Regions from separate parts of the Homo sapiens genome. Here region 2 is linked to region 1. The links are chromatin contacts, found by Hi-C or POLR2A ChIA-PET in ENCODE. All regions are on one chromosome and are shown on one strand. The core of a region is the stretch at or near the end of the contact, and the rest is flanking DNA. Distances in the headings are between cores, read along the strand shown.

Evidence for each region. Hi-C counts contacts between places; a loop is a spot of excess contacts on that map. ChIA-PET counts read pairs that join two places held with the same protein, here RNA polymerase II (POLR2A). Pooled maps may share reads with other maps.
Region 2: a loop to region 1 is called in a pooled map, with 2.4 times the contacts of the local background. The contact joins two enhancer-like sites. A Hi-C loop is called at or near these places in 3 of 168 maps with a recorded cell type or tissue (breast epithelium, gastrocnemius medialis and heart left ventricle) and 2 of 50 pooled maps. POLR2A ChIA-PET finds 5 or more read pairs at or near these places in 5 of 52 experiments (AG04449, GM12878, SK-N-SH and 2 more).

The regions. Positions count from the first base shown.
Region 1 is chr17:77,354,677-77,358,704 of GRCh38, reverse strand. The region is part of intron 2 of SEPTIN9 (septin 9); the gene reads right to left. Among named protein-coding and RNA genes, the nearest start is that of MIR4316, 40 kb to the left of the region's middle. RefSeq lists an enhancer at 1,681-2,182. Within about 2 kb of position 2,193, at least 13 of the 41 ENCODE cell types and tissues checked have a DNase peak (open chromatin) inside an H3K27ac peak, as active enhancers do.
Region 2 is chr17:77,493,035-77,497,062 of GRCh38, reverse strand. It overlaps SEPTIN9 (septin 9), which reads right to left. Exons shown (of 12, transcript NM_001113491.2): 10 at 3,987-4,028. Among named protein-coding and RNA genes, the nearest start is that of MIR4316, 98 kb to the right of the region's middle. RefSeq lists enhancers at 1-86, 87-636. Within about 2 kb of position 1,987, at least 9 of the 41 ENCODE cell types and tissues checked have a DNase peak (open chromatin) inside an H3K27ac peak, as active enhancers do.

The sequences.
Region 1 (4,028 bases), core at 944-3,443:
ATTTTGTGGGTTGGTTTTGGCATTTGGTTTTAATTTTTATTTTATTTTATTTATTTATTATTTTTGAGACAGAGTCTCACACTTGTTGCCTAGCCTAGAGAGGAGTGGTGCGATCTCGGCTCACTGCAACCTCCACCTCCCAGGTTTAAGTGATTCTCGTGCCTCAGTAGCTGGGTAGCTGGGTTCTCCTTGAGTAGCTGGGACTACAGGTGCACGCCACCATGTCTGGCTAATTTTTGTATTTTTTGTAGAGATGGGGTTTTACCATGTTGGCCAGGCTGGTCTTGAACTCCTGACTTCAAGTGATCCACCCGCCTTGGTCTCCCAAAGTGCTGGGATTACAGGCATGAGCCACCGTGCCTAGCCAGTTTTGGTATTTGGAACTGGAAAATAACAGTCTGAGCTTCAGAGGGGACAAACACAAACATGAGGCAGAAGGAACAGCAAGTAAACACGTGCCCAGAGTAGGCTGGGCTGCTCACACCCCCAAAACATCGCCAGGTGCTGAGGCCTGGGCTCTGTGTCAGACTCCTGGGTGCAGACCCCGTGGGGACATTCACTGGGTAGTGGGACTTTTGGCAAGTTACACCACCTCTCTGAGCTTCCGTTGACTAAGCTGTCCATTGAGAACAATACCTAGATTGAAAGGACTCATAATAACATGTGAAAAGTGCCTGGCCTAAAATAGGAGCTTGGTAACTGGTAGCCCTCATTATTTATAACATACAGTTTAACGCCCTCGTTTCATAGGAATGAAAACAGGACCTAGACAGGCAAAATGATTTGCTGAGGGTCGCACAGTGTTAATGACAGAGCCAGGATTAGGGCTTGGGGTTCTGACCCCTCCTGCAGCACCCTGGCTTTGTGAGAAGTGGTCCTGGGTGAATACAAGGAGTGAGGAGTTGGTGAGAAATTTTGAAAATGAAGCTGGGTGTGGTGGTGGATGCCTGCGGTCCCAGCTACTCAGGAGGCTGAGGCAGGAGGATTGCTTGAGCTCGGGAGTTGGAGGCTGCAGTGTGCTATGACTGCACCACCGCACTTCAGCCTAGGTGACCTAGCAAGATCCCATCTCAGAAAAGGAAAGGAAAGGAGAGGGGAGGGGAAGGGAGGGAATTTCTGACAGTGATTCCAGAGATAATCAGGATGACCTGAAATTACTTTGAAATGCACCAAAAAATAAAAATAAAATGGATTCATGGCCAGGCGAAGGAGGGATAGATGGACGGTGAGGTGATAAAGCAGGTGTAGCTTGGTGTTAGTGGTAGAATCTAGGTGATGGCTGAATGTGTTCCCTGTAAAATGCTTTCAACTTGACCATGTGTTTTGAACATTTTCACAACAGAATGGAGGGAAGAGAAAGGTAAGAGGGAGCCACTGTAGCTGTTGCAGCAGGAGCAGACCCCAAAACACCATGCATCAGACTTTCAGCCCTGCCCCTGTGGATGTGTCCTTGTTCTTCTTCTTGGGATTTAAGGACATTTAATGAGCGCATGTGTCTTCAAGCCCCCTTGCTTCCCCATCTGCCCCCACACCTGGAAGATTCCACAGGTGGCGTGGGCCAGCTCTCCATCCTGCCCTTTGTGCCCTCAGTGCATGACAGACACTGAGTGAGTGTCAGCCCCTTCCTCCGACACCTTGTCTGCCTGTCCAGAGAGGTCCCCCCACAGCCCAGCCACCAGGTTGATGCTTCTGGACGTCTGGCCGACAGCTTCCTCAGCTGTGTTCTAGTGACCTGGCAGGTGTCCTGAGTCATAAATAAGGCCACTAGTGGATGTTTCCAAAGCTTCCCCTACCACGGCGCCTTCCCCTCTCCCACCAACAGTCCGTCATGACAGCCAGCCTGCATGAGCCTTTTCCTAGGGTTGTGTCTCCTGAGGCTGCTCAGCGCCTGGCCTGCCAGAGCCCACCAGACAGGGTGCCCACCCTTTCCAGGCCTGAGTTCCCACTTAGAGAACCACTTACAGAAGGACAATGGAGAAAGGCAGTTGGGGCACCAAATGGAGTGTGCCTGCATGTGGGGGGGGAGGGGAGGGGGAGGGAAAGCAGGAAGAGAAGATACAAGAGGAGAAATAAGAACAAGAGGAAACATAGAAGGAGGAGGAGCAGCCCCCTTCATGGGGGTGGACTCTGTGTCCAGTTCTCTACCAAGGACACTACATTTATCACCTCGCTTGGTTCCCACGAATACCTTCAAGGTCGCTCCCCCCTGGCCCCCATTTTTCCATCAGGAAGCGGAGGCACAGAGTGAGAAAGAGCTGCCCAAGGCTCCCAGGCAGTTCACGGAGCCACTGGGAGTTACACTCAACCCGTCCAACCCCACGTCCCTGTTCTCAGCCACCACAATAAACCACCAAGGTTCCACAGCCACAGGAGCTCAGCCCGGAGTCCCCACCGGGTCTCCCAAGGCAGGGAGATGGGGCTGGAGGCCATGCCAGGTGCACGGTGCCCAGAGCTGCTTAGGAAGCCTCGCGGTGCGGGCTGGGCACCAGGCAGTGTCTGTAGGATGGAGAAATGAATGAGGCTGAGACACAGTGTCGCCTCTTCCAAACGTGACTTTCCCTGAGTCTCTGTGATTGGTCACCTGAGAGGGCAGCCCTGGTCTCCTGGCGTTTATGTCCGGGTCTAGAGATGCCCTCCCCAGCCAGGTTTTCTTCTGAGGATGGAAACTCAGAACCTCACCACAGGAGGAAGAGCTGGGAGCACTTCATTTTTTTTTTTTTTTTGAGACGGAGTCTCGCTCTGTCGCCCAGGCTGGAGTGCAGTGACGCGATCTCGGCTCACTGCAAGCTCCGCCTCCTGGGTTCACGCCATTCTCCTGCCTCAGCCTCCCGAGTAGCTGGGACTACAGGCACCCGCCACCACGCCCGGCTAATTTTTTGTATTTTTAGTAGAGACGGGGTTTCACCGTGTTAGCCAGGATGGTCTCGATCTCCTGACCTTGTGATCCGCCCACCTCGGCCTCCCAAAGTGCTGGGATTACAGGTGTGAGCCACCGCGCCCGGCCAGGGAGCACTTCTAAGACCTCTGCGGAGGGTTGCTCAGGTCCAAGTCCTTCACCATGGAAGGCCTTTCAGATGCGGCAGCCACGGTGCATGGGTTGAGGGTCTCCACCCACCAAGAAGCAGGAGCATCTGATGCACATTCAGCCCACGATCCCCATCCACTTGGGGGCTGTGCCTGCAGCCACGTGACACAAGGGAACAGCCACAGCAGTGGGCCACAAAGAGAGTGTGGGCTAATGTGCAGGGGCAGAATCTTGACAGCCTCCCATGGGCTGGCAGCAGGGAGGGGCACATTTGCACAAATCCTACACGCACAGCCCTTCACACACATGTGGCTGACAATCACCCACACATCCAAGACGGGATCTGGCGCACAGCCCACCAGCAACAGGCGCTGGCAATCCCCAGCTGCTCCCCTGCTGCGGCGCAGACACCATTCAAGGTGGGATGGAGAGAGTCACTGCTTCCAAGGTCACACACCCCAAAGGGAGATGCTGGGCCACGGAATGAAAACAGGAGGATCAGCCAGAGTCATTGGCTCTGAGTCACACAATGGGACATATAGGCCCATTCATTCCACATTTTTATTGAGCAACTACAACGAGCTAAGCTGCACAGATCATCCAAATAATCGGCACGTAGAAAAGCATTCTAATCCTTTCCTGGCCCTGACGTGATGGGAAGAACTTGGACTTCTGGAGTCACAGAGCTGGATGGAAATCCTGGCTCAGCCAATTATTGGCTGGGGGAGCCCGGGCAAGTGACTCAAGGCCTCTGAGCCTGTTTCCTTGTAAAAGAGCAGTGCTCGGGCCTGCCACGCCAGGTCAGGGCAAGATGACTGAAGAGCAAGCGCCCAGCACCGGCCAGGGGTCAACGTCCTCAAGGACGCAAAGTGCAACAAGCAGGCGTCACGATTGCACCGCCCTCCACTGTCTGTGGCAAACACACAAGCAAAGATGGCTTCGCGCCTGCGCTGGGGGAGGCAGGGAATTGGCCTCAGGAGGACGCTGGCCCCCTCAGCTGCTT
Region 2 (4,028 bases), core at 738-3,237, 140 kb before region 1:
AGTTCCTGGCTAATGGGAGATGGCACAGTGACCAGGCCAAATAGGAGCATGGAAGGAAGCCACAGTGGAGAAGCCAGGGCAGTGGGCCCCCGCACCACTGGGGTGACCAGGGAGAGCAGGACGTCCCAGCAGGGGCCTGAAGACAGGCAGGGGGCTGGGCTGCTGGGAATGGGATGAAGCAGGAATCGGAGCTGGGATTTTAAAGAAAACCTGTGGCCCACAGGGTGTTACCCCCACGGCCCCATCCACCTTGTGTGCGCTCAGAGCACACACACACAGGGACACACACAGGGGCTACGTACTGTGGACGACCATTCACAAGCTCAAGAATCAGCAATGCTAAACATTGCTCAGGGACATGTGCACTTCACACAATACATACAAGCCCAAGCTCGGGACAGTGGCCACTTCTCAGGGAGACTGGGCAGGAGACCACGGGCACCCACAAGTGCCCTCGGGCTCGAGCTGGTGGCCATCTCAGAGTGGTCATTTTATTGCTGTGCTTCGTAACTCCTATATGAACACGCGGTGCCTGGCATGTGTAACTGTTATATAACAGAAGGCCTTTTAACAAGGAGGGCAGTGAACGGCATCACTGGAGGTGGGGAGCCGGGCAGGGAAGGCAAATAAAGACACCCGGTGCCCTCCCATGTGATGAACTTCGTCTTCACACACCTGCAAGTGTCTCTTGTGATTCCTTTGTTATCCCCATTATCTTACGAAAATGGGGCGTAGACGCTGGGCACCACGGCTCACGTCTGCAATCCCAGCACTTTGGGAGGCTGAGGTGGGTGGATCACGAGGTCAGGAGTTCGAGACCAGCCTGGCCAACATGATGAAATCTCGTCTCTGTTAAAAATACAAAAATTAGCCAGGCCTGGTACCAGGCGCCTGTAATCCCAGCTACTCAGGAGGCTGAGGCAGGAGAATCACTGGAACCCAGGAGGTGGAGGTTGTGGTGAGCCAAGATCACGCCACGGCACTCCAGCCTGGGCAAAAGAGTGAAACTTCGTCTCAAAAAAAAAAAAAAAGAAAAAGAAAAAGAAAAGAAAAGAAAATGAGGCATAGAGAACGCAAGAACTGTGTCTGTCTCAGCTCCACAGTGCATAAGGCTGGAGCGGGATGCAGAACCCATACACCTGGCTCCAGGCTGCCCCATCGCAGAGCCACATGGCTTTTCCCCAAGTTAAAAATGTCTAGTTTTTACTTGGTAGGCCAGCAGGCAGGGCCGGGGCCTCCACCTTGCCCAGCCCTCAAGTGCTCTCAGTGCTATGCCGGTTGCCTTTGCCTAGGCCCTCCTGCCACGGCCCTGTGTAGGGCGGTGTCCACACTAGAACCTCCTGCAGACTGACCAGCAGCACTCTCATCTAACACTGACGGGCAGCGAGAGCCGGCAGGAAGAATGGGGCTCTCAGGCTGGAGTTGGAGTGTGTGATCGCCACTCCCTGGCTCGGGCAAGTTACTCTCATTCCCTCAGTTTCCTCATCCATAAAATGTGGATAATAACGTCACCCGCCTCTCAGGGACATGAGGATTAAATGAGTTCATGGCGTGATCAATTACACCCCACATTTCTATTGACAATACTTGGGGTGGTTTCTAAGGATGGGAAAGATACCTCAAGATGCTGTTCACCAAGTGGGAGGCAAGAACAAGGCACAGCCCTTACTAGTCCGGGTGTCAGGTCAGCTATGAACTCATGGGGCCCCTGATATAAAAACCCAGCAGTGCTGAAGGCACATTTCCAGGGTCCTCATATAAGACTGCTGGAAAGTGGGCCCCACCACCTCACAACTGTCCTGACAGGTTCCAGACTCTTCCTCAGCTGGAGCCAGTGGTGCTCAACAACGCACAGGTCAGAGAGGTGCGGGGACCTCTCTCTTGTGCATTTCCTGACAGTTTCTGTCACCGGCCACCTGCGGTACTCAAGGTTGGCCACCAGGGTGCAGCAGAGGCACGCCCATAGCAAAGCCGCCGGCCCGTCCCAGGCCCATCCATCCCTAACTCTCCCAAACCTGCCTTTCATAAAAAGTTTCCTAAACAGCAAGAACTCTTTGGGCAGAGAGGAAGAGAGGAACTGCAGGCAGAGGGGCCAAGGGGAGGCAAGCCAGCCTGACACCACAGGCGGATACTGGAAAACACCCAGGCTGCACCCAGCTGGGCAGCTCCCGCAGGGTGGGCCCGGCAGGGGTGGTGGTAGGGGAGGAGTGCAGACAGGGGAAAGGCCCGTGTGCCTCTCCACACCCTCCTCCAGGCATGAACTCCCATCTCGAGGGAGTCTGGTGCAGGGCTGGAGCTGTAGATTCTAGAGCCGCCTCCCGTTCTGGGTCCCTTGGCAGGTTTTCTGCTCACAGCACCTCTTCAACTCTGCAAGGAGGGTGGGTGCGGGGAGCTTCGGACATGAAACGAGATAACCCATGTCTAGCCAGTGGCACAGGAGTGTCTGATGCCTCCTGGTAATTGTCATTATGACCATTTTTTTAGAGCAACAGCTTCCCAAAAAGCTCTGTGGTCTTTGGGACAGTCTCTCAACTCACTAAAATCTTGGCACACTGCACCCACTTTGTGGATGATGAAAACTGAGGCCCTGGAAGATTAAGAGACTTGTGCTTCCTGCTCTACTGGGCCTTTCAGCCAAGTGCTCTCCCAGAACAAAGTGGCTTTTCCTGCTGCATTTCCCTCTGCACCTTCCCCTCTTCCATTCTAATGAGAAATGAAGGGACAGAGAGAGGAAGGGGAAGGAAACGTTCGGGCCCATCCCTCCCGGGGTGTCACCGCCAGGAGTGGGTTGAACTGTGGCCCCCCAGGGGCTCCCATCCATTCAAAGACATGGTCAAGGTCCAGGCCTTGGAACCCATGATTGTGACCTTACTTGGAAAACGTCTTTCTTTATAGATTCATTAAGGATCTCCAAATGGGATCATCCACTTAGGGTAGGCCCTAAGTCCAAAGACAGGCATCCTTGTCCAAAGACAAGAAGGAAAGAGGGCAGGCTCGGTGGCTCATTCCTGTAATCCCAGCACTTTGGGAGGCCAAGCAAGGTGGGCAGATCACCTGAGGTCAGGAGTTTAAGACCAGCCTGGCCAACATGGCGAAATCCTGTCTCTACTAAAAATACAAAAATTAAGTCAGGTGGGTGGTACGTGACTGTAATCCCAGATACTCGGGAGGCTGAGGCAGGAGAATTACTTGAACCCAGGAGGCAGAGGTTGCAGTGAGCTGAGATTGCAACACTGCACTCCAGCCTGGGTGACAGAACGAGACTCCGTCTCAAACAAAAAAAAAAAAAAAAAAAAAGGAAGAGGAGGGACGGGACAGAGACACAGGGAAGAAGGCCCTGTGACAATGGGGCAGAGATTAGAGCATGTGATGCCTTTACAATACAACTAGGAATGCCAGGCGCCACCAGAAGGAGGAAGGCATGGATGAGGCTGGTCCTCAGGGCCTCAGAAGGAAACAGCCCCTGATTTCGGACCTCTGGCCTCTGGAACTGTGAAAATACGTTTGTGTTGTTTTAAGTCCCCTCGTTTGTGCTAATTGGTTACAACAGCCACTCAAGAGACTAAGGTGTGAGGGTCCCAGGAACTTCAGCAGGGTAAGGGGCCGAGGGTCCATCTGGCTCACAGAGCTACAGCCCACCCCTTTTCTAGGCCCAGAGAGGTTGGGCGATTTGTCCAGGGCCACACAGGTGCCTATGAAAGAGCCTGCACCAGGATCCAGAACTTGGCGGCCCCCATCCCAGCTCCTGTCTCCCTGAATCTTTCCCTGCCCGGGGGGAGGTCTGGGGTGGAGGCATCTGCACAGGCCACTTGCCCTCTCACTTTCCCAAGGGTTGAATGGGGACAAGGAGACCCCTCCCTCTGGGTGGGGCAAGGCAGTGGATGAGGTTCCACGAGTCCCTGGCTCAGGCGTGGCCCACAGGCTCTGGGTCAGCAGAAGAGACTGTCTTCCCATCTGTCTGGAGCCCCGGCGCCTGCGGCGAGTACCTTCGATGGTACCCCACTTGGTCTTCCTCCCAAGGATCCTCT